2 separate regions of the Homo sapiens genome follow, and region 2 is linked to region 1. A link is a loop called in an ENCODE intact Hi-C map of the cell type or tissue named here. Cell type or tissue: adrenal gland. All regions are shown on one strand. Each heading gives the region's core, and the rest is flanking DNA. Links, peaks and the distances in the headings are about the cores only.

Region 1 (12,970 bases), core at 4,263-9,262:
TTTGTATTTTTAGTAGAGACAGGATTTCACCATGTTGGCCAGGCTGAACTCCTGACTTCAGGTGATCCGCCTGCCTTGGCCTCCCAAAGTGCTGAGGTTACAGGGCGTGAGCCACCACGCCCGGCCTATAAAAGACATTTTTAAAAAATGATAGGAGAATACAAGAAAGTACATTTGTAATACATTTGAAAGTCTAGAAACAGTGGCTGATTTTTGAAGATAGATGGAGAGCTTCAGTAGGTTGATTAGCACCAAAGAGATTAAACGGTGATTAAGAGATATCATTTAAAAAGGAAGAGATGATACACAACTGAATTATTTCTAATCAGTGGAGAACAGATGAGTCCGATGCTATTTAAGCTATTTTAGTAGATGGAAAACTCCCCATTCATTTTCCAAAGCTATGATTTAATGTCAGAACCCAATAGAAATTACATAAAAGAAAACTTTAGATTAGTTTTCTTATGCATGCAGATGCTAAAACCATAAATAAAATACCAGTAAATAGAATTCAGCAGTGTAGCAAAAACTGATCAGCTATTATGACCAAATAGTTTTTATTTCAGCAACAAAAGAATAGTTCACTACTAGAAAAATCTGTCAACAGAATGTACTACATCAATAAATTAAAGGAGAAAACCATATGATCATATCATTCAGTGCTGAAAAGGCTCTGGGTACAATTCAGTTGTCATTCATAATAAAAGCTCTTAAGAAGGAACAGGAAAAACACTACCTAGATATAGTAAAGACTGCACTCAACATGTTTTTACTAAGCATCCATTATATGCCCAGTAATATTCCAGCAGTTAACAGACAAAACATTTAGAGCCATCTCATTTTTTAAAAAAGAAGGAGTTGAATGTTTAGTTTGTCAGATGGTAATAAGCGCTTTGAAATAAGAAATAAAGCAGGGAATAGGAGGTTGCCAAGAGCTGGGATGTAGGAATTGTCAGGGAAGGACTCATTGGTAAGGTGATATTTGAGTAGAGAACTGTAGGAGAGCAAGTCAACAAAGCAGGCAAAAATTCCAGCCATCATGTATCCTACGGTCTCATGGTGGGGGAGGGGGCAATACAAAAAACATGATAAAAACATATAGCATATTAGAAGGTTATAGTGGAAAAAAGGAAAAACAGAGGAAAGTAAAGGGGACCAGGGCCCAGAGGATTTTGAAGGTCAGATTATAAAGTTAGTAGTCTCATTGAGAAGGTGATATCTGAGCAAAGTCTCAAAGGAGGTGAGGGAGTTAGCCAAGTAGATATTACAGGAAGGAGTGCTCCAGGCAGAGAGAAGAGTCACAGTAAAGTAGCTATCAAGAGACCACGCCTGGCCTAGTCAAGGACCTACAAAGATGTCAATAGGACTGGAGTAGAGTGAACAAGGGAGTGTGTGAAGGTCAGGTTATTTTATGTGGGACCTTGTAGACCACTGGAAGGACTATTTTAAAAATTACCTTAATGAATTTTTATAAGGCAAACACTCTTATAACTATTACCCATGTTAAGAAATAGAACCATATCAGTCAGTCCAGAAGCTTTTTCATGTACCCTATCCCAAACTAAGTCCCCTCCTCTTCTCCCAAACTATCCACTATTTTGGCACCTTTAGAAATCACTTACTCTGCTTCTTTATACTTTTATTACCCAAATGTGCATTTAGACATTGTAGCTTATTCTTACTCATTAAAAATAATTTGACAAGTCTTCTCTTTTAATCGACAGATTTCCAAGTGATCCATTCCTTTCTTTACCATACACTATTTTTTGAAGAACCCAAGCTATTTAGCCTGTAAAGTTATTCACAATCTGAATTTTGCTGATTGGAAAATTGTGCAGTTTTGCAATCGAACTGCTGATTATCCAGCATGTTCTTCTGAATTCTCTACTTCCTGTAAATTGATCGCTGAGCCCAGAGGCTTAATCACACTCAAGGTCTTATTTGGTGAGGCTATATACATTATGTGTGGTTGTCATTTTTCTTGTGATTTTAGCAGCCATTGATCCTCAGTGCCTAGATTCATCAATTTGTTGACTATTGTAAAGTGCTGATATTCTAATTCTGATCTCTTTTCTACATCTTACTTGGAACAATTTTATGAAGAGACATATCCTTGCCTCTATATTTTTTGGTTGCCCAGGGTTACAGCTTTTCATATACAAAAAGCATAATAAATACTTGATTCTTTTGCTTTTTTGGGGCCAGTTTTCAAGATAATGGTTTGGTTCCTTTTCATCTTCCCAAGAGACCAATTTTATATGTTTCTATCTGTTGCAATTAGCATTTTTATTGAGTTCAAATTGTTCCTTCTCTGGCCACTAGATGCTTCTACACATTGCCTCCTGAGTACTTTTGCTGTGACCTCAGTTGTGTCTGATAGCTTCCTTGCTACCTGGTATGATAACATCTGGTGTGACAAGATAGTACATGCTCAGCTGAGCTTAGTGATCAGCTGGGACTACAGGTGCCCGCCGCCACGCCCGGCTAATTTTTGTATTTTTAGTAGAGACGGGGTTTCACCCTGTTAGCCAGGATCATCTTGATCTCCTGATCTCGTGATCTGCCCGCCTCAGCTTCCCAGAGTGCTGGGATTACAGGCGTGAGCCACCGTGCCTGGCTTGTTTATTTTATATCAGTGCAAGTTGGTACCCTTTGACCTACATCTCCCCATTTCCTCCCATTTCTGCCCCTGGTAACCACCATCCTACTCTGCTTTGATGTGTTTTACTTTTTTAGATTCTGCATATAAGTGAGATCATACAGTATTTGTCTTTCTGTGTCTAATTTATTTCACTTAGCATAATGTCCTCCAGGTTTATCCATGTTGTTACAAATGGCAGTGTCTCCTTTTTAAAGGCTGCATAATATTTCATTGTGAGTATATATTAATCCATATATATGTATATATCCATATCCATATCGTATATGTATCACCATTTCTTTAGCCATTCATCCCTACATTTTAGGATTTTTTTTTTTCATTTTAGGACATTTTCAAAGGATTGTAAAAATTCTAAAAAGAGAATACGCAACAGATTATTCTTTGGATTATAGAGCCTAAACTATTTGCTGTCTAGTCTTTTACAGAAAAAATTTGCTGACATACACTCTAGTAGATTCTTCAGAAAGTGTCTGTGGGAACAATATTCTCTGAGTTTGTAACTTTGATAACAGCTGCTCTGTGCCTTTTATACTTTTACAAGTCATTTTTCCTGGATGTAAGATTCTTGGCTTATTTTTCTTCCATATGTATATTAAATAGATTGTTCAATTTCTTCTGGGGGAAAAAAGTATTGATATTCTACAAGAAAAGAAAATTAGAAGCCAGTATTTCTGGTGAATATAGATGCAAAAATCCTCAACAAAATATTAGGAAACAAAATTCATCAGCACATTTATAAGGATCATTCACCATAATCAAATGGGACTTATATTTGGGATACAAAGGTGATTCAAAATAATGCAAATTAATAAATGCGATATACCACATTTACAGAATGAAGGACAAAAATCGTATGATCACCTCAATAGATGCAGAAAAGGCATTTGACAAAATTCAGCATCTTTTCATGATAAAAACTCTCAACCAAATTAGATACAGAAGGAAGGTATGTCAACACAATAAAGACTATCATAAGCCCACAGCTGACATCATCCTCAGTGGTGAAAAGTTGAAAGCTTTTCCTGCAAGATCAGGAACAAGACAGAATACCCACTCTCACCCCAATTCTTTTTTTTTTTTTTTTTCTGAGACATGGTTTCACTCTGTTGCCCAGGTTGGAAGGCAGTAGTGCAATCACAGCTCACTGCACCTCCTCCTCCGGGCTCAAGCAATCCTTCCACCTCAGCCTCCCAAGTAGCTGGGACTACAGGCACATACCCTCATGCCTGGCTAATTTTTGTATATTTTATAGAGTTGGGGTTTTGCCATGTTGCCCAGGCTAGTCTTAAACTCCTAGGCTCAAGCAGTCCACTCACCTTGCCCTCCTAAAGTGCTGGGATTACGGGTGTGAGCCACTGTGCTTGGCCTTACTCTCACCACTTCTGTTCAGTACAGTACTGGAGTCCTAGCCAGAGCAATTAAGCAAGAGACAGAAATAAAAGGCATCCACATCAGAAAGGAAGAAACTAAATTGTCTCTGTTTGCTGATGACATGATCTTACATATAGAAAGTCCTAAAGACTCCACCAAAAATTGTTAGAACTAGTTAATGAATTCAGTAAAATTTCAAGATACAAAGTCAACATTCAAAAATCAGTAGTGTTTCTATACACTAACAATGAACTGTCCAAAAAAGAAATGATGAAAACAATCTCATTCACAATAGCTACCAAAAAAAAGACTTATGAATAAATTTAAAATTTAATCAAGGAGGTGAAAGACTTGTACACTAAGAACTATAAAACACTGATGAAAGAAACTGAACACACTAATAAATGGAAACATATCCTGTATTCGTGGATTGGAATATTGTTTAAATGGCCACACTACCTAAAATGATCTATAGATTTCAATACAATCCCTATCAAAATTTCAATGACATTTTCACAGAAATAGAAAAAGCACTTGTAAAATTTATGTAGAACTACAAAAAGCCCCAAATAGTCAAAGCAATCTTGATAGAAAAGAACAAAGCTGGATGCATCACAGTATTTGACTTCAAAATATACTGTAAAGCTATAGTAATCAGAATAGCATGGTACTGGCATAAAAACAGACATATAAACGAATGGAACTGAATAGAGCGCCCCCAGAAATAAACCCACATATTTATGGTCAGTTGATCTTAAGGGTGCCAAGAATACACAATAGGGAAAAGACAGTCTCTTAAATAATGTTGGGAAAACTGGATATCCACATGAGAAGAATGAAGTTAGACTCTTACCTCACATCATATACAACAACCAACTCAAAATGGATCAAAGTTTTATCTTGGAAAAAAAAAAATTTTTTTTTTCTTTTGAGACAGGGTCTCACTCTGTCACCCAGGCTGGAGTGCAGTGGTGTGATCTTGGCTCACTGCAACCTCCGCCTTCTGGGTTCAAGCGATTCTCTCACCTGAGCCTTCCTAGTAGCTGGGACTGCAGGCATGTGCCACCATGCCCAACTAATTTTTGTTGTTGTTTTCTTTTTTCTTTCTTTTCTTTTTTTTTTCTTTGGTAGAGACGGGGTTTCACCATGTTGGCCAGGCTGGTCTTGAACTCCTGACCTTAAGAGACCCACCTTCCAGCTGGGCACGGTGGCTGACGCCTGTAATCCCAGCACTTTGGGAGGCCGAGGTGGGTGGATCACAAGGTCAGGAGATCGAGACCATCCTGGCTAACACGGTGAAACCCCATTTCTACTAAAAATACAAAAAATTAGTCAGGTGTGGTGGTGGGTGCCTGTAATCCCAGCTACTCAGGCTGAGGCAGGAGAATGGCGTGAACCCGGGAGGTGGAGCTTGAAGTGAGCGTTGAGATCGCGTCACTGCACTCCAGCCTGGGCGACAGAGTGAGACTCCGTCTGAAAAAAAAAAAAAGATCCACTCGGCCTCTCAAAGTGCTGGGATTACAGGCATGAGCCACCTGTACCTGGCCTCAAAATGGATTAAAGGTTTAAATGTAAAACCTGAAACTGTATAACTATCAGAAGAAGACATAAGGGAAAAGCTCTGTGACATTGGTCTGGGCAATGAATTTTTGGATTTGACCTCAAAAGCACTGGCAACAAAAACAAAAATGGTCATATGGGATTATGTCAAACAAAAAAGCTCTGCACAGTAAAGGAAACTATCAACAGAGTGAAGAGACAACCTATAGAATGGGTTGATATATTTGCAAACCATATATCTGATATGGAGTTAATATCCAAAATATATAAGGAACTCAATTCGGCAAGAAAACAAATCTAAAAAAATGGGCAAAGAACCTGATAGACATTTATCAAAAGAAGACATACAAATGGCCAACAGTTATATGAAAAAAATGCTTAGCATCGCTAATCATCAGAGAAATGCAAATTAAAACTACAGTGTACCTCATACCTGTTAGAATGGCTATTATAAAAAAGATAGGCCAGGTGCAGTGGCTCACACCTGTAATCCCTGCACTTTGGGAGGCCGAGGTGGGTGGATCACGAGGTCAGGAGGTCGAGACCATGCTGGCTAACACGGTGAAACCCCATCTCTACTAAAAATACAAAAAATTAGCCAGGTGTGGTGGCGGGTGCCTGTAGTCCCAGCTACTTGGGAGGCTGAGGCAGGAGAATGGCGTGAACCCGGGAGGCAGAGCTTGCAGTAAGCCAAGATTGAGCCACTGCACTCCAGCCTGGGTGACAGAGCGAGACTCCGTCTCAAAGAAAAAATAAAAAAAAATAAAAAAAGATAACAAGTGTTGGCAAAGATGTGGAGAAAAGGGAGACCTATACACTGTTGGTGAGACTGTAACTTGGTACAGCCGTTATGGAAAACAACATGGAGGTTCCTCAAAAAATTGAAAATAGAGCTACCATATGATCCAGCAATCCCACTACCAGGTATGTACCCAAAGGAATTGAAATCAGAATGTGGTAGATATACCTGCACTCACATGTTCATTACAGCACTATTCACAATAGCCAAGATATCAACCCAAGCATCCATTCACAGATGAATGGATAAAAAGAAAATGCGGCATACATACACAATGGAATACTATTTAGCCTTTAAAAGGAGGAAATCTTGTCATTTGCAACATCGTTAATAAACCTGTAGAACATTATTGTAAATGAAATAAGCCAGGCATGGAAAGACAAATACTTGGGATCTTATTTCTATGTAGAACCTAAAAAAGTCAAATTCATAGAAGCAAGAGTAGAATGGTGGTTACCAGGGCCTGGAGGTTAGAGGAGTGGGGATTAGAGATGTTGGATTAAAGGATATAAAATTTCATTTAGACAGGAAAAATAAGTTCAAGAGATGTATACTGTGGTGACTATAGTTAATAACAGTGTATTCTATACTTGAAAATTGCTGAGACTAGATTTTAAATGTTCTCATGACAAAAAAGTGATTATGTGAGGTAATGCACATGTTAATTAGCTTGATTGAGCCATTTCACCATGTATACATATTTTAAAACATGTTATATATTCAGTTTTCATCAGTTTAAAAAACTTAATTTAAAAAAAAAAAGTTTTGATGTTGAAAAGTCTGATCTAATTTTCTTCTCCTATAGGTAATTTGGATACCTATACTTTGCCTAGATACTCAAATATTTTTTCTTTAAAGTGCAATAATTTTAATATGTTTTGTTGGTCATCATATAGCAGATATTCTCAGATATACCATGTGTTCTGTCAATATATAGATTAAAAAAACTTTTTAAAAATAATGTTTTCTTAAATTTTGGTTTTTAGTATTTGCTGTGTTCCCTTTGATTCTCTTCTTCAAAGACTCCTATTTTTCATTAAAGACTTTTTTTGCCTGTTAATATTTTTCACTTTCTTTTGAATTGTTTTATTTCTTCTTAAATTTTAAAAACATTTCATATATATATATATATGTATTTTTTTGAGGCAGAGCCTCACTTTGTCTCCCAGGCTGGAGTGCAGTGGTGTGATCTCGGCTCATTGCAACCTCTGCCTCCTGGGTTCAAGTGATTCTCCTGCGTCAGCCTCTCAAGTAGCTGCGAGTACAGGCATGTGCCATCATGCCTGGCTAATATCTTCTATTTTCAATTAGTTTAAATTGGAAAGCTTTTAAATCTTTGAAGGCATTCTATTTCACTTATAATTTCTTTTAAGATTCTCTTGTATTTATTAACTCTTGTCTTCCTTCTAGTTTAGTTTATTTTTGTAATGATTTTTCCTTCCATTTCTAAATTCCTGAGCTCTATCACCTTATTTCTAATATGATTTATGTATCATTTTCTCAGTGTCTTTTAGCTTGTTTTAAAATAGTAAGTTACAATTTTAATGTTTTGTGGGCATGTCTTTTTTTCTCTATAGGAATGTTCTTCTTCTTCTCTGTTTTCTTTTAACAACTCTTTATGGTATTTGACCAAATACTTTTTTGTCACTCATTTTTACTGAAAAACAGTTTTCTCAAGCTTTTGGGAGGAGGAATAGTTCAAGCTGTCTTTATTAATTTCATAGCTCTCCATCTCCTGTTTTTTGGTTTTGTTCTGGTAAAGCGTTAAATAATATGGTGGCTTGCTTTCTGAGACTTCCTGACTCCATAGCCTCCCCTCGCTTGTATCGGGGCCTTCTCTTTCCTTTGTCTCTGTCACCATTGTAATTAGCCCAATTCTGATTCTCCTCCCAGAAGTTTCTAATTGCGATGTCCTGTCCTGGAAAGGAGCTTTGGCTGGTTGGTTTCAAGTTCATGTTTCCCATCTTTCTCTGGCCCCTTTGAGAACCTACCAGTGGCCCTTATAGTCACTTTTTGGTTTGATGAAACCCTTCCCAATTTCAACTGGTGTTCTCAAATAGATCTGCTCTGATTTTTAGAGTTTGGTTTATGGCTGCTGTGGTGTTTCCCATTCTCAGTTTTCAGATGCGTTGTTGCTTCTTTTTCTTTCACCACATTAACATTCATTCCATGAGGGGATTGTGGTTACTGTTGGTTGTCTCCACGAACTTGTATTTTGGAGTTTGTGAGCTACTTTGTCATCTAGTTTTGTTGTCCATGGTGTTTTAGTTTTGTTATTGGATTACTTTGCATGTTTTTAGGGAATGATTTGGTGAGATGAAAACTATTCAGAATAGTTTTTTCTATTTGGATGATCTCATCAAATCATCCCCTAAATCTATACAAATCAGGAAATCTATTCAAATAGGAAAAACTATTCTGTGATTACTCAGATTCCCTCTCATTTCCAGTGCCTAGTCACTCTGAGTGACTAGGGAGTCATTGCAGGATTTTGAGCAATGGAGTGACATGACCTGACTGGTGTTTTAAAGGCTCTGTCTGGTGATAGACTGAGAATAGACCATAGAAATGTAGAGGAAGAAGTAGGGGGACCTATTAGAAGAATGTTGCAGAAATAGGCTGGGTGGATCACTTGAGGTCAGGAGTTTGAGACCAGCCTGGCCAACATGGCGAAACCCTGTCTCTACTAAAAATACAAAAATTAGCTGGGTGTGGTAGTGGGTGCCTGTAATCCCAGCTACTCAGGAGGCTGAGGCTGGAGAATTGCTTGAGCCCATGAGGTGGACGTTGCAGTGTGCTGAGATTGTGCCACTGCACTCCAGCCTGGGCAACAAGAATGTGACTCCATCTCAAAAAAAAAAAAAAAAAAAAAAAAAAAAATTGCAGAAATCCAGGTGAGAGATGTTTGCTTGGACTTGGGGAGCAGCAGTGGAGTTAATGAGAAGTGGCCAGATTTGCATATATTTTGAGGTATAGTTGATAAGATTTCCTGATGGATTTGATGTGAAGTATGAGAGAATGTAGTTGAAAAATAACTCTGGTTTTGTCCTGAGCAACTGTAAGAATGGAGTTGCTTTTAACTGAGATTAGAAGGCTGAGGCTGCCGTGCGGGTAAGGTAGACTTTAGGGGTGACATAAAGAGCTCAGTTTGGACTATGTTGAGCTTGAGATAGTTATTAGACTTCTGAGTGAAGATACTCTTCGTGATTCTGCGAGTCCCATGACAGCATGAGGTAAAAAAAGAAAGACATTGGGCCGGGCGCAGTGGCTCACGCCTGTAATCCCAGCACTTTGGGAGGTCGAGGTGGGCGGATCACGAGGTCAGGAGATTGAGACCATCCTAGCTAACACGGTGAAACCCCATTTCTACTAAATATACAAAAAAGTAGCTGGGCTTGGTGGCGGGCGCCTGTAGTCCCAGCTACTGGGAGGCTGAGGCAGGAGAATGGCGTGAACCTGGGAGGCGGAGCTTGCAGGGAGCCGAGATCGCACCACTGCACTCCAGCCCACTGCACTCCAGCCTGGGTGGCAGAACGAGATTCCGTCTCAAAAAAAAAAAAAGTTTATCATAGAAAATTGGAAAATATGGATAAGTTAGGTAAGAAAATAAAAATCATGCTGCATTGTAAACATTCTGATATGATTCTAAACATACATATAACATGCATTTAGAACACATCGCTTTTTTCTTTCCAACTTTTAGGTTCAGGGAGTACATGCACAGGTTTGCTACCGGTAAATTGTCTGTCACGGGGGTTTGGTGTACAGATTGTTTCATCACCCAGGTAATAAGCATAGTACTCTATGGGTAGTTTTTCGATCCTCACCTTCCTCCCACCCTCGACCCTTAAGTAGGCCCAAGCGTCTGTTGTTCCCCTTTGTATCTATGTGTGCTCAGTGCTTAGCTAGCACTTATAAGTGAGAACATGCAGTATTTGGTTTTCTGTTCATGTATTAATTCGCTTAGGATAATGGCCTCCAACTCCATCCATGTTGCTGCAAAGGACACTATTTCATTTTTTTATAGCTGTGTAGTATTCCATGGTGTATATCTACCACATTTTCATCATCCAGTCCACTGTTGTGGGCATTTAGGTTGGTTCCATGTCTTAGCTATTGTGAACAGTGTTGCGATGAACATACAGTTACATGTGTCTTTATAGTAGAACGATTTATATTCCTGTGGGTATATATCCAGTAAGGGGGTTACTGGGTCTAATGGTAGTTCTGAGTTCTTTGAGAAATCTTCGAACTGCTGTCCACAGTGGCTAAACTAATTTACATTCCCACCAGCAGATATAAGCATACTCTTTTCTTTGTTTTGTTTTGTTTTAAAACTAAAGCTTATTCTGGCCAATTTACTCTACTATTTTCTAATAACAGCTCATAGATCAGAAACGGTCTTTGTTTTAAACTTTCCTATCCATATGAAACACAATGATGTTGGGGTAAGAGGGGCCTTTTCTCTAAATGAAAATACAATACTTATTCTGTATAATTCTAGAGGGCCCAGAGATGTGGAAATAATGTATTTGTAAGAATTATATTAAACAATCTTTATTTGATAAATAGTACCTTACAATCCTAATGCTATCTATCAAGCTTCAGTAAGAGCAATTTCAGCATCAAGTAATGAACAGTAGCTAAACTGACAAGAGATCAATCAAAAGGGCTTTAAATGGAGCAGCACCAGCTGATGTGCTGCTAAGGCTCTGGGCATTCAGGACTCTCCTATGGGGAAAACGGAATCAAACCAGCAGGTGCTCTGGACCTAAGCCTTCACATCGTGACCTGCCTCCCTCCTGGGGGTGTGGTGGCCCACAGTCCCCCTGGCATTTCTCGGCCCTTGTGGGCTGCAGACGGAAATCCTGGCACCAAAGGACAGCTTGGGAAAGGCTGAAACTTGACCTCACAGTCAGCTGGCTTCTGCCTATTGTGGTCATTTTCTTTCCAGAGCACCTAGAGCACTCGCACAGTGGACGTGGAAGCCACCCAGCATTCTTGGGCTGTTTTCTCATAGAAGAGGACCTTCCTCTAAGCATTGGAAGCGTCTTTCTCCAATTCCTGGGCCAGATCTTGGGCCATCTTCTTGTAGGTCATGGGTCTGACACACATGGTTCAAGTTTTCGTGGCTATTGTGAATGGGATTGTGTTTTTGATTTAGCTCTCAGCTCGGATATTGTTGGTGTATGGAAATGCTATTTTTGTACAATGATTTTGTATCCTGAAACTTTACTGAAGTTGTTTATCAGATCTAGAAGCTTTTGGGCAGAGACTGTGGGGTTTTCTAGGTATAAAGTCATATCGTCTGCAAATATGGAAGATAGTTGACTTCCACTCTTCCTGGATGCCTTTATTTTTCTTACTACTCTATCTAGGACTTCCAGTACTGTGTTGAGTAGGAGTGGTGAGAGAGGGCATCCTGGTCTTATTCTGGTTCTCAATGGGAATACTTCCAGTATGGTATGCTTCCAGCAGCACATCAACTGGTGCTGCTCCCTTTAAAGCACTTTTGATTGATTTCTTGTTAGTTTAGCTATTGTTCATTACTTGATGCTGAAATTGCTCTTATTGAAGTTTGATAGATAGCATTAGAATTGTAAGGTACTATTTATCAAATAAAGATTGTTTAATATAATTCTTACAAATACATAATTTCCACATCTGTGGGCCCTCCAGAACATTTCAGCATGTTCTGGATGTTGGCTGTGGGTTTGTCATAGATATCACTTATTGTTTTGAGGTATGTTCCTTCGATGCCTAGCTTGTTGAGAGTTTTTAACATGAAGGGATGCTGAATTTTATTGAAAGCATTTTCTGTGTCTATCGAGATGATCATGTAGTTTTTGTCTTTAGTTCTGTTTATGTGATGAATCACATTTATTGGTTTGTGTATGTTGAACCCACCTTGCATCCCAGGGATAAAGCCTACTTGATTGTGGTGGATTAGCTTTTGATGTGCTTCTAGTCTCTGTTTCCTAGTATTTTTGTTGAGGATTTTTGCATCTGTGTTCATCAGGGATATTGGCCTGAAGTTTTCTTTTTTTGTTGTATCTCTGATAGGTTTTGGTGTCAGAATGATGCTGACCTCATAGAATAAGTTGGCAAGGAGTCCCTCTTCCTGAATTTTTGGGAATAGTTTCAGTAGGTTTGGTACAAGGTCTTCTTTATACATCTGATAGAGTTTGGTTATGAATCCCTCCTGTCTAGGGCTTTTTCTGGTTGGTAGGTTTTTTAGTACTAATTCAATTTAGGAACTCATTATTGGTCTGTAGAACACATTTTCACAAAGTTGAATTTCTATTGTATATACATTTTAAAATCTTCTTTCACAAGACATGACCTGAGCATTTTCTAATAGTGAAAGTCTTTGAAAACATGGTTTTTAATGGTATTTCATTACATGTTTTACTGTAATAAACCTAACCACTTGGATTATGTACTCTTTCACTCATTCCTTTTTGCATATCTGTTCCATCCCCTATGCTTTAATATGGAGGATTTGGTTTCTTGTAGTAGTTGCTGGGTATCATAATTCAGACCTGTGGTTTGGCAGTCAGCCTGGCTGTAGTGTTTAA
Region 2 (12,970 bases), core at 3,533-8,532, 56 kb after region 1:
AGGAGAAGTGCTAAGTGAAGGATGAAGAGCCCCATATAAAACCATCACATCTCGTGAGAACTCACTCACTATCACGAGGACAGCATGGGGGAACCTCTGCCGTGATTCAGTGACTTCCACCTGGTCTCTCCCTTGACACGTGGGGATTATGGGGATTATAATTCAAGAGGAGATTTGGATGGGGACACAAAGCCTAACCATATCACTACCATTTTTCTTTTCTTTTTTTTTCATGCCTGGATTTTTTCGTTGTTCCCTCATGAACATTTTAAAGTGTAATTAAGCAAAAGAGAATACTATACAATGGTTTTTAACAATTTTTTTAAGTTTCCCCCCTCCCCCCAAGACAGGGTTTCCCAATGTTGCCTAGGCTGGTCTCGAACTCCTGGCCTCAAGTGATTCTCCCACCTCACCCTCCTAAGTAGCTGGGACTACAGACATGTGCCACTGTGCCCAGCTGCCTATACAGTGTTTTTATTTTATTTTATTTTTTTAAGATGGAGTCTTGCTTTGTCACCCAGGCTGGAGTGCAGTGGCATTATCTTGGCTTACCGCAACCTGTGCCTCCCGGATTCAAATGATTCTCCTGCCTAAGCCTCCCAAGTAGCTGGGATTACAGGCACCCGCCTCCATGCCTGGCTAATTTTTGTATTTTTAGTAGAGACAGGGTTTCACCATGTTGGCCAGGCTGGTCTCGAACTCCTGAGCTCGTGATCTGCCCGCCTTGGCCTCCCAAATTGCTGGGGTTACAGGCGTGAGCCACCATGCCTGGCCTTTAATTTTTTTAAAAAGTAAAACTTCTTTAATTTTCTTCTCGCAAGAATTGAATAGAATGATAGAATGAATGCCAGTATTTTATAATGTTGTATCCAGCAGGTTGCAATCAGGGAGGCTCCAACAGAGTCACTTTTTCTGTCTTTTTATGTTCAATCTATGCTGTAAATTGGTTTCAGAAACTTCTGTGAGTCTATCAACTGTAAAAATGGAGATGACTATGAAAGGATCTTACGCTTTTATTCTTCTTTGATCCACATGTCTGTTTGTTCCTCCATCTAGAATATAAAGATGATTAAGACTCTACCTGTCTCCTTTAAGTCCAGTGAAGAAGATAGATTTACAATTAATGGTAATTCAGTATAACTGCCGTAAGAACAGGGCATTCAGAATGCCCTGTGAGCTCAGAGATGGCGCTACTGTATTCTCATGTTTAAAGGATAAGTAAAAGTTCCCCAGTTTGAGAAAAGAGGGGAAAAGGACTCCAGTGAAAGGAAATTGATGAAATTACTGTTGACTTTACTTGTATATATTAACTGTCTTTCAGTGTCTCTGAAAACTTGATTTGGGACTATTTCCTTTGAACAGAAATAATAGCATTCCTGCCTGATAAATGTCCTGTGGTCAAATAATATGATTTCCTAATCATTCTGCACACTAAACTTCCCCCCACCAGGAAATCAATGCCTTAATGCTAAATTTCCTCTGTACTACTTTCTGTAAGAGTAAGAGGTTCCTATTTCACAGTCACGACACATTCCCAACTCAATTCACATTCCAATCCATCTTGTCCAACTTCATTGAAAGTTGATACACTGAACCATTTCCTTTACTTAAAAGAAATAGAATTCTTCCTAAATTCTATCTACTGTTGGAATAGAAAGAATATCATGCTTCTAGACTGACTAATTTTTTTTCTTCTTGATATAAGTATTGACAACATTTATTCATTTGTTTCTAGGCAGCACAAGACTGTTGAACTTTCCTAGAACTGAGTCTGAGATTTGCAAAGCTGCCAAAATATTTTGAAACAAATGAAAATATGTAAACATGAATGTTATCAGCTGTTTTACAGTATTTGTGTTTTAGAGATAATGAGCATCTGGTGGACCACAGGAGCCCAGGGGGATTTCAAACTCCAGATTCCTTTTTGTGTAATCATATCTGGCTGGAGTTATTTGTTTTCTCTGCATGTGAAACTATCAAGTCATAATTCTTCAAAGGGGAATGTTTATTGCATTATTTAAAAATAATAAATTATATTACTAAATAAATAACAGCAGGCCAGGCATAAACCAATGATGAAAGTTTGTCAGAAACTAAGGCTTCTGATTAATTCTGTGCTCTGGACTATAATTGGAAGGAAGGATTATATTAGAGTTTACAATGAGTTTACAGAAAGAAAGGAGAGGGATAAATTATATTTAGTTCACAGTAAATCTGAATTCAGAACCCCTGGTTGTAAGACTAGTCTTTTAACCTTTAGAGTTAAAAAATGTATATGTACAGCTGGGTGCAGTGGTTCACGCCTGTAATCCTAGCACTTTGGGAGGCCAAGGTGGGTGGATCGCTTGAACCCAGGAGTTTGAGACCAGGATGGGCAAAATGGCAAAACCCTGACTCTATAAAAAATACAAAAATTAGCTAGGTGTGGTGGCAGGTGCCCATAGTCCTAGCTACTCAGGAGGCTGAGGTGGGAGGATCCCTTGAGTCTGGGAGGTCAAAGCTGCAGTGAGCCGTGATTGTGCTACTGTACTCCAGCCTGGGTGACAGAGAAAGACCCTGTCTTAAAAAAAAAAAAAAGTGCGTGTGTGTGTGTGTATGTACGTTGAAGAAAACTATGAGAAAAAGCAAAAATGTAGAGTCCATAATGCATAATGTTGTGTTAAGCACATAGTTTAGTCATTGGTACATATTTCTGGAGATGGTCTAAAGATCTATTTTTTAAAAACTGATTTTAGTTAAATCAGAGGTTAGCAAATCACAGCCTGCAGGCCAAATCTGGCCTATCATACATTTTGTTTGTCTCTTTGTTGTGTTTTTGGTGTTTTTTTTTCTTTCTTTTTTTTTTCCTTTCCTTTTTTTTTTTTTTTTTTTTTTTTTTTTGAGACAGAGTCTTGCTCTGTTACCCAGACCAGGCTGGAGTGCATTGGTGCGATCTCAGCTCACTGCAACCTCTGTCTCCCAGGTTCAAGCAATTCTCCTGCCTCAGCCTCCTGAGTAGCTGGGATTATAGGTGTGCACCACCATGCCCAGCTAATTTTTGTATTTTTAGTAGAGATGGGGTTTTACCATGTTGCCCAGGCTGGTCTCAAACTCCTGAGCTCAGGCAATCTTCTCGCCCCAGCCTCCCAAAGTGCTGGGATTACAGACGTGAGCCACCGCGCCTGGCCCTATCATACATTTTGGTAAATAAAGTTTTATTAGAACATACTATGCTCAATCATTTATATGTTTTGTGTGGCTGCATTTGCCCTGCAGCAGTAGAGCTGAGTAGTTGGAACAGAGACTGTGGTTCATACAACCTAAAATATTTACCCTGGCCTTTGTTACAGAATAGGTTGCTAACCTCTGAGTTTCTCAGTTTTAGCCCATTCACAAATGAAATAGTTTTTTTTTGTTGTTTTTTTTGAGACAGCCTCACTCTGTCGCCCAGGCTGGAGTGCAGTGGCATGATCTTGGCTCACTGCAACCTCTGCCTCTTGGGTTCAAGCAATTCTCTTGCCTAAACCTCCTGAGAAGTTGGGACTATAGGCACATGCCACAACGCCTGGCTAATTTTTGTATTTTTAGTAGAGACCAGGTTTCGCCATGTTGACCAGGCTGGTCTTGAACTCCTGGCATCAAGTGATCTGCCTGTCTTGGCCTCCCAAAGTGCTGGGATCCCAGCCTCTCTCTCTCTCTTTCTCACTCTCTCTCTCTCCCGCTCTCTCTCTCTCTCTCTCTCTCTCTCTATATATATATATATATATATTTTTTTTTTTTTTTTTTTTTTTGAGACAGGGTCTCATTCTGTCACCCAGGCTGGAGTGCAGTGGCATAATCACAGCTCACTGCAGCCTCAACCCCACGGGCTCAAGCAATTCTCCTGCCTCAGCCTCCCAAGTAGCTGGGATTACAGGTGCGCACAACCACGCCCAGCTAATACTTGTATTTTTTTGTAGAGACGAGGCTTCTCCATGTTGTCCAGGCTGTTCTCGAGCTCCTGGAACTCAAGCAATCTGCCTCAGGCAGGAATCCTGAAATTCTGGGATTATAGGTGTGAGCCACTTCTCCTGGCCCACAAATGACATATTCCTTATAATCTACTACAGTGAGCTTTGCATGGTTAATATATTTGTTGTGTTGAAACTATCTTCCTGATTTTTTCCAATTTTTTATAGAGAAACCTGGAAAGAATAGTACCATAAATACCTATATACCCTAACAGAGAATTATTGTTAAAATTTTGCCATATTTGCTTTATCTTCTCTGTGCATATGTATACTCACATGGCTTTTTTTTTATTGGTATTAGTTGAAAGTTGCAGATATTATGCTTCCTCAGCGCATATCCCTAAGAATAAAAGCATTTTCCTCGACAACTGATTATGTTAAAATTTGAAGACGTGTATGAGGTTTTTGTTTGTGAGGGCTATATGACTGGCGTTTCTCCAGTATATGACACTTTGTTCATCCCTATGTTCCTCTTTATAAACTGCAGAAATTCTAAATATAATGCATTAGTTGTCTATTGCTTGCAAGTAGTAGACTGAATGATGGCTCCATAAAGATGTCCACTTCCATTAGATAAAGAAAATGTGTACATATACACCATGAAATATTGCACAGCCATAACAAAGAGCGAAATCATGTTCTTTGCAGCAGTTTGGATGGCGCTTGAGGCCATTATCCTAAGTGAATTAATGCAGAAACAGAAAACCAAGTACCTCATGTTCTCACTTGTAAGTGAGAGGTAAACACTGGGTACAAATGGACATAAAGATGGGGACAGTAGACACTGGGAATACAAGAGGGCAGAAGAGGGAAGGAAAAATAAGGGTTGAAAAACTACCTATTGGGTACTGTGCTCACTACCTGGGTGACAGGTTCAATCATATCCCAAACTTCAGCATCACACACTATACCCCTGTAACAAACCTGCACATGTACCCCCTGAATCTAAATAAAAGTTGGAAAAACAAATCAACCCAGATGGCCATTTCCTAATCCCTGGGGTCTGTGAATATGTTACCTTATCTGGCAAAAGGAACTTTACAGATGGAATTAAGGAATTTTAGATGAGGAGATTACCGATCATCTGGTGGGCCTAAAGTAATCACCAGGGTCCTCATAAAGGAGAGGCAAGGGAGTTGAAGGTAGAGAAGGGGCTCTGAAGATGGGAAGCAGAATAAGTGTAGGAAATGTGAGCTTGCCACACTGCTAGTGTTGAAGATGGTGAGGCTAAGAATTTTCACATCCACTTTCAAAACCATTGTGTCCTGGCTCCTTTTAAACCATCTTTCCCTCAATTTCTCTGTCCTCTTACATCTTATTGTAAACACCAAGAAGAAACCTGGCAGTTAACTTTGCTTGGAAATCTTTTTAGCTAGACCATCTAATTCATTCGGCACATTTTCTACCTTCCACATCACTGTAAAATTGGGTTGCTAAACTTTCCACAACTACCTAACAGAGATCCCTTGCCTCCAGTTTCTACTCAGATGTTCCTCACATTCCTTAAAACTCACAGTCCACCTCCTAACAATCTAAAATCTACCAACTATCAATTCCTGGCAATTTAGGCTTTACTGCTCCTCTCCTGAAAGGCCTTAAAGTATTAGAACTGGGCCCTATTATTAGAACCTATTTCCCAGTTCTAATATTCCTCCCACATTTTTGGTATGTGTGACAATGGAACTTTACTCCTGATACCAAAATCTGTATGATTTATATATGAAGCATAACAAATTATTCTAAAACGTATTAATGGCTTAAATCAACAAACGTGTTGTCTCATAGGTTCTGTGGTTCAGGAATCCAGGCAAAGCTACCTAGATGCTTCTAGCTCAGGATCTTTCATGAAGTTGCAGTCAAGCTGTCAGCTGGGCTGCAGTCATCCAAGGCTCAGCTGGGAGAGGATCTGCCTTCAAGCTCTCTCATGTGACTGTTGGCAGGCCTCAGGTTTTCACTGGCTGTTGGCTGGAGATGCCAGTTATTTGCCACATGAGCCTCTGTCTACGGCAGTTGACAACATGCAGCTGGCCTACCTCAGAGCAAGCAACCAAGCAAGAGAGCAAGATAGAGTGCTCAAGACAAAAGATAACAGACTTTTTGTAACTTAATCTCAGAAGTAACATCCCATCACTTTTGCCAAATTCTGGTTGTTAGAAGCCAGTCACTAGATCTGTCCCACACTTGAAGAGGGTTAAACAAGGTCATGTTCTTCATAAGATTAATCCAAGTACAGAATTGGCTTAATAACATTTCTGACGATTTTTCCTATAACTTGTAAAACCTTGGCTATCTGAAACCCTTGGGAAGTGAATCATCCTTAAAAGCTAAGTTTCTGGATAGATTTTTACCATGAAGGGACCAAATCTTAATAATTTGGAGTAGAATCACTTCTGCATTTGATCACATATTTCTTGCCTTTTAAAATAAATTACTGATCATTATTTGAAATTTTATTTCATCAAAAGAAAATTAGCAATTGTGTGTTATAAAAAGAAGGTGTCTGTCTTCTCCTTATGTAGGGTATAGAACTGTTCATCTCTTTACTAAAAACTTAAGGCTTCTGTCTGCCTTTTATAATTTCTGTTTCTTTCTTTGTTTCATTTGTTACCTCTTAGTTATCAGTACTTGCCCATTGCCTTCCTGTTTACTGTATCTAGTAAGTTGCTGCAAAAGTAATTGTGATTTTTGTATTAAAACAAATGGCATTAGATTCTCATAGGAGCACGAACACTTTTGTGAACTGTGCATGTGAGGCATCTCGGTTGTTCTTGCCTTATGAGACTCTAATGCCTGATGATCTTTCACTGTCTCCGATCACCCCCAGATGAGACCCTCTAGTTGCAGGAAAACAAGCTCAGGGCTTCTACTGATTCTGCAATATAGTGAGTTGTGTAATAATTTCACTATATATTATGATGTAATAATAACAGAAATAAAGTGCACAGTAAACGTAATGTGCTTGAATCATCCGGAAACCATCCCCTCTGCTGGTCCATGGAAAGATTGTTTTTCACAAAACCGGCCCAAAGTTGGGGACTACTGCTATAGAGAATTGGATCTGCGGTCTACAAGTAATGTTAATGACATTTATTTTAAGTTGCACTGAGACTTTTGTTTACATCTTTTTTTTTTTTTTGAGATGAGAGTCTCGTTTGTGTTGCTCAGGCTGGAGTGCAAGGCACAATCTCAGCTCACTGCAACGTCCGTCTCCTGAGTTCAAGCGATTCTCCTGCCTCAGCCTCCCGAGTAGCTGGGATTACAGGTGCCCGCCACCAAGCCCAGCTAATTTTTTGTATTTTTAATAGAGATGGGGTTTCACCATACTGGTTGGCCAGGCTGGTCTTGAACTCCTGACCTCAGGTGATCCACCCGCCTCGGCCTCCCAAAGTGCTAGGATTACAGGCATGAGCCAACATGCCTGGCCTGTTTACATCTTAATTATGAATTGTTACTATAGTCAGCCCTTTGTATCTGTGGTTTCCACATCCATAGATTCAACTAACCATGGACTGAAAATATGTGGGGGGGAAATGATGCTTACATCTGTACTGAACGTGACGGACTTTGTCATTATTTCCTAAAAAATACAGGATAACTATTTACATAGCATTTGCATTGTATTAGGTGTTATAAGCAGTCTAGAGATGATTTAAAGTATACAGGAGGATATGTGTATGTTACGTGCAAATACTACACCATTTTATATAAGGCACTTGAGCACCTGTGGATTTTGTTATTCACAGGGGATCCTGGAAACAATCCCCTGTGGATACCAAGAGATGACTGTATAGGGGAGGCCGTGGTGACAGATGAAGTGGCACTGGGCTTAGTAAGGGTAAGAAAGCTAAGAGTGGCCTGAGGACAGATGACAAACATGACATATTGCTCACTTTAGCCAATGCTCAGAATCTCTTAGGTTTTTGAAACTTCACAAGCAATTTAGGCAAACTCTCCTTTCTTCTCTATCTCTGTATTCTATGTAATCCCACAGTTGAAGGCTGTTCTTATAGTGGAATTAATTATACCTCACTCCAAAAACTTGACCCTGATTTCCGTCTACAAACCCAAAGCAGCAAATACAATTTACTTTTATATTTGAATTATTTTCTTTGTAATGGTGTCTGTTGACAGCCAAAGCCTCTTGTATGGAAACATACCACCACTGCCACAAGTAAAAGCTATAAAGCAGTGTTAAATACTGTATATAGAGCTCACATTTGTATATGCATTTCTTTTAGGTCTTATGTAGTGTGTGTACTGTGGAAGATCGAGAAAGTGCGTTAGGTTGTTAGACAAAAGACCCAGAAGGCCTGCTAGAGATGCCACAGGTGGAACTAAGAAAGCAATCTCTGTGTCACTCAGGCTTTGAGAAACTTCCTTCAGAATCATAAAACATTAGAACTGGGAAGGTTAAAAAATCTTTAGTCTTTTTTTCCCAGCTCCAGTCTCTTGTGAATAATTAACAGTAAAGTTAAAGATTATGGGAATTACGTGCCTCCTTTTTTCCCTTGCACAACATAGAATTTGTTTTCTAATAGTAGTTTATTTGTTAGCTTTGCATTCCCATAAGTGATGGTTTCCAGCCTTGGCAAACCCTTGCAGCCTCCAGCCACAAGTCCCCTGGACCTCAGAGAATGTATATACTGTATGTGCACCCTAATAACATATTTCCTTAAAACTAGTACTACTGGATCCTCTAACTTTAGTACATGTCTTTCATGTCCAACTTTTCAGAGGCCGCCAAACTAGCAACCCTAAACTCATTTGTCACTATCAAAACATAATATACGAATATGGAAAGCTAATATAAAAATGGTAAGGGACTGAGCCATTTGGAAGGTAACTTAATGTAAGTGCCTGAAAAACAGGGATACAAAAAAGCAAAGGGACAAGAAGCAAGCCAGTTCACCCTGAACCCTACAAATGTTTGGGAATTAGAAACATCAAGTATTACAAATTAGGGGAAACGGATGAAGTCTGATACTAAAAATAGGGAGGTTGACAGTCTGTGTAGGAACAGTTAGACTTCCAGATCCTTATCTCTATACCCCACCTCCCCCTCTGCAGAAGAGATAGATTCCCTTAGGGAGGAAGAAAACTAGAGAAAATAAAGACACTAGGGGGAGAGTGTGATGTCAGCAAGATAGTGGAATAAAAGATACCTGGCATCACTCTTCCCACAAAAATGCAACTAGAAATTATTCAGGCTGGGCGCGGTGGCTCACTCCTGTAATCCCAGCATGTTGGGAGGCCGAAACGTGTGGATCACTTGAGGTCAGGAGTTCGAGACCAGCCTGGCCAACATGGTGAAACGCCGTCTCTACTAAAAATACAAACATTAGCTGGGCATGGTGGTGGGTGCCTGTAATCCCAGCTACTCAGGAGGCTGAGACAGGAGAATTGCTTGAACTCGGGAGTTGGAGGTTGCAGTGAGCCAAGATCATGCCACTGCACTCCAGCCTGGGTGAAAGAGCGAGACTCCATCTCAAAAAAAAAAAAAAAAGTATTCAAAGACAAGAATATCAACCTGAGTTCACCAGAACTTGGGGAAGAAGTGGAGAAACCTCCTGGGCCAACAAAATTTTTTGTAAAATAAGTGGTCATTTCAGACTGTGCCACCCCTTCCCCCCAAGCTGGCATAACACCACTCAGGGAGAATTTTCCTAGCCCTGCAGTTTCCAAGGTGAGAGGAAGGAATTGGAGGTGTGTATTCAGTCTCCTCACTGGTCTGGGAATCTTCCCAGGGAGCCCACTCCCGTCCCATCAGGGAGAGCCAGGAGAGCTGAACTATCTGGGGTAAAGTGGGGACAAAGAGCAGGGCACTGATTGTAGCAACTAGTATATGGATCTTGCAGCTACTCTGTACTCTAATTAGCCGAGACACCCTATTGACAAGGATGGCCAGTGTCTTAGTGCCACTGGGGTGTAATCAGTGGGAAGGCCTGAATCCCTGGTCGGATTTTCCACAAAACTTAGTGCTCACATGGAACCTTCCCGTGGCCCAGAAACAGCTATAAGATTGGGATTAAGCTGGGCATGGCAGCTCATTTCTGTAATCCCACTTTGGGAGGCCAAGTTGGGTGGATAATTTGAGCCCAGGAGTTCAAGACCAGCCTGGGCAACATAGCAAAATCCCACTTCTACCACAAAAACAAAAGTTAGCTGCATGTGGTGGTACGTGCCTGTAATCCCAGCTACTTCAGAGGCTGAAGCAAAGAGTCGCTTGAGCCTGGGAGACAGAGGTTACAGTGAGCCAAGATCGCACCACTGAACGCCAGCCTGGGCAACAGAGCAAAACTGTGTCTCAAAAAAAAAAAAAAGTTGGGATTAACTTCCAGTGTACACTTAAGCACTTAAGACTTTCACAGACTGGGAAATGATGACAGGATAGCAATATAGTTGGAGAACAATGTTTACCTTTCGGTGGTCACTATAAGTCTTCCTGTCTGTGAAACAATGTCAGGGCAAGTTAGTTTAGTTTTAGTGCAGTGTTTTGAACGGCAGGGCAAGTTAGTTCTGTTTTAGTGCAATGTTTTGAATGGCAGGGCAAGTTAGTTTAGTTTTAGTGCAGTGTTTCAGTTCTGATGCTCACTGTAAGTCTTCCCCAGAATGGGAAGAAACAATAGGCCAGTACTTAAGCTCTCATACTAAGTAAAGGCCCGAAATCACCAAAGAACACCTGCAAAACCTAGAAGAAATGGCTGTGTCCTCAAATGTGCAAGCATCAACATAAACAAGCAATGATTATGAAAACTTAGGGAAATATGACACCACCAAAAGAAACCAACAAAGCTCCACCAGTGGACTCAGAAGAATTGAAGATCTATGAAATGTCAGACAGAGAATTCAGAATAAGCCTCTTTAAAAAGTTCAGTGAATCTGCCAGGCATGGTGGCTTACGCCTGTAATCCCAGCACTTTGGGAGGCCGAGGTGGGCAGATCACGAGGTCAGGGGATCGAGACCATCCTGGCTAACATGGTGAAACCCCATTTCTACTAAAAATACAAAAAATAAGCAGGGCCTGGTGGTGGGCACCTGTAGTCCCAGCTACTCGGGAGGCTGAGGCAGGAGAATGGTGTGAACCCAGGAGGCGGAGCTTGCAGTGAGCTGAGATTGTGCCACTGCACTCCAGCCTGGGAGACAGAGCAAGACTCCGCCTCAAAAAAAAAAAAAATGTTCAGGGAATCACAAGAAAATAGAGATAGAAAATTAAATGAAATTTAGAAAGCAATCCATGTATGTAGTGAGAAATTTGACAAAGAAATAGAAACAAGAAAACAAATAGAAATCCTATCTATAAACAATACAGTAACTGAACTGGAATAACTCATTGGAAAGCTTTAGCAGCAGACTTAATCAAATAAAAGAATTGGTGAGCTTCAGGACAGAACATATGAAATTACCCATTCAGAGGAGCAAGAATAAAAAAGGGTAAAGAAGACCTACAAGAATTGTGGAATACCATCAAGCAGACTAACCTCTGCATAATAGGAATTCCTGAAGATGAGGAAGAAAAGGGTGTAGAAAGCATACTTAAGCAAATCATGGCTGAAAAAGTCCCAAATCTAGAGAAAGATGACACTGTCTAGGTACAGGAAGCTCAGTGATCAGCAATTAAAATCAACCCAAAGAAGAGATACCTATGGCACATAACAATCTGGTTAACAAAAATCAAAGACAAAGAAAGATTACTCAAGGCAGCAAGAGAAAAGAAATGTGTCCCATTCAACATACCCCAATAGAGCTTTCAGCAGATATCCCAGCAGAAACCCTGTAGGCCAGCAAAGAGTGGAATGGTATATTTAGAGTGCTGAAGGAAAAGAAAAAAACTGCCAAGCAAGAATACTGTACCCAGCAAAGTTACCCTTTATAAACACAAAGGCAAGATAAAGATTTTTCCAGACAAACAAAAGTTGAGGGAATTCATCAACACCAGACCTGTCTTACAAAAAATGCTAAAGGGAGCTGTTCAGTCAGAAAGTGAAGGATGCTAATGGGTAAAAAGAAAGCATCTAATGGCATTAAACTCACCGGCAAAAGAAAGAAAACTCACTGGTAAAAGAAGACTTCTGAAAAATTCAGAATATTGTAATACTGCAAATGGGATGAGTAAACCACTTATATTTTAAGTATGAAGACTAAAAGACAAATTTTTTTTTTTTTTTTTTTTTTTTTTAAGACAGAGCCTCGCTCTGTCACTCAAGCTGGAGAGTGCAGTGGTGCAATCTCAGCTCACTGCAACCTGCACCTCCTGGGTTGAAGTGATTCTCATGCCTCAGCCTCCGAGTAACTGGGATTACAGATATGTGCCAACACACCTGGCTTATTTTTGTATTTTTAGTAGAGACAGTATTTCACAATGTTGGCCAGGCTGGTCTCGAACTCCTGACCTCAGGTGATCCGCCCATCTCGGCCTCCTGAAGTGCTGGGATTACAGGCTTGAGCCACCATGTCCGGCCGACAAAACTATTAAAAACAGTAACTACAACGGTTATTTAGGAGACAGACAATTGTTTAAGCAATAAAAAGATTAAATCAAAACATCAAAAAGTCAAAATGGCAATGGCGGTGTTAAAGTATAGAGTTTTTGTTACTTTTCTTTGCAAAGTTAAGTGATTATCAGTTTAAAATAACCTATTATAAGATTTTTTTGTAAGCCTCACAGTAACCATAAAGCAAAAACCTATAATAGATACACTAAAAATAAATAGCACAAAATCAAAGCACGCTGCTAGAGAAAATCACTTACCATAGAGGAAGACAGTAAGAGAGGAAAATAGGAAGAAAGAATCTACAAAGCAACCAAAAACAAGGAACAGTATGGCAGTAGTAAACCCTTACCTGTCAGTAATAACTTTGAATATAAATGGATTAAATTCTTCAATTAAGAGTGGCAGAATGGATTAAAAAACAAGACCCATCCATATGCTGGCTACAAGAAACTCACTTCATCTGTAAAGATAAGCACAGACTGAAAGTG

The links. Peaks named below come from ENCODE experiments on the same cell type or tissue, not always from the same donor. Only the 100,000 strongest peaks of a DNase experiment are listed, where the experiment ranks them.
Region 2: a loop joins it to region 1, with 1.8 times the contacts of the local background. A loop is called at or near these places in 4 of 110 quality-filtered maps.

The regions. Positions count from the first base shown.
Region 1 is chr7:66,268,858-66,281,827 of GRCh38, forward strand. All of the region lies in intron 2 of TPST1 (tyrosylprotein sulfotransferase 1), which reads left to right. Among named protein-coding and RNA genes, the nearest start is that of TPST1, 70 kb to the left of the region's middle. In adrenal gland, for the core only: no CTCF peak of the experiment used is centred there; no DNase peak of the experiment used is centred there.
Region 2 is chr7:66,325,160-66,338,129 of GRCh38, forward strand. All of the region lies in intron 3 of TPST1 (tyrosylprotein sulfotransferase 1), which reads left to right. Among named protein-coding and RNA genes, the nearest start is that of LINC00174, 69 kb to the right of the region's middle. In adrenal gland, for the core only: no CTCF peak of the experiment used is centred there; a DNase peak (open chromatin) is centred at 5,945; H3K27ac peaks cover 284 bases.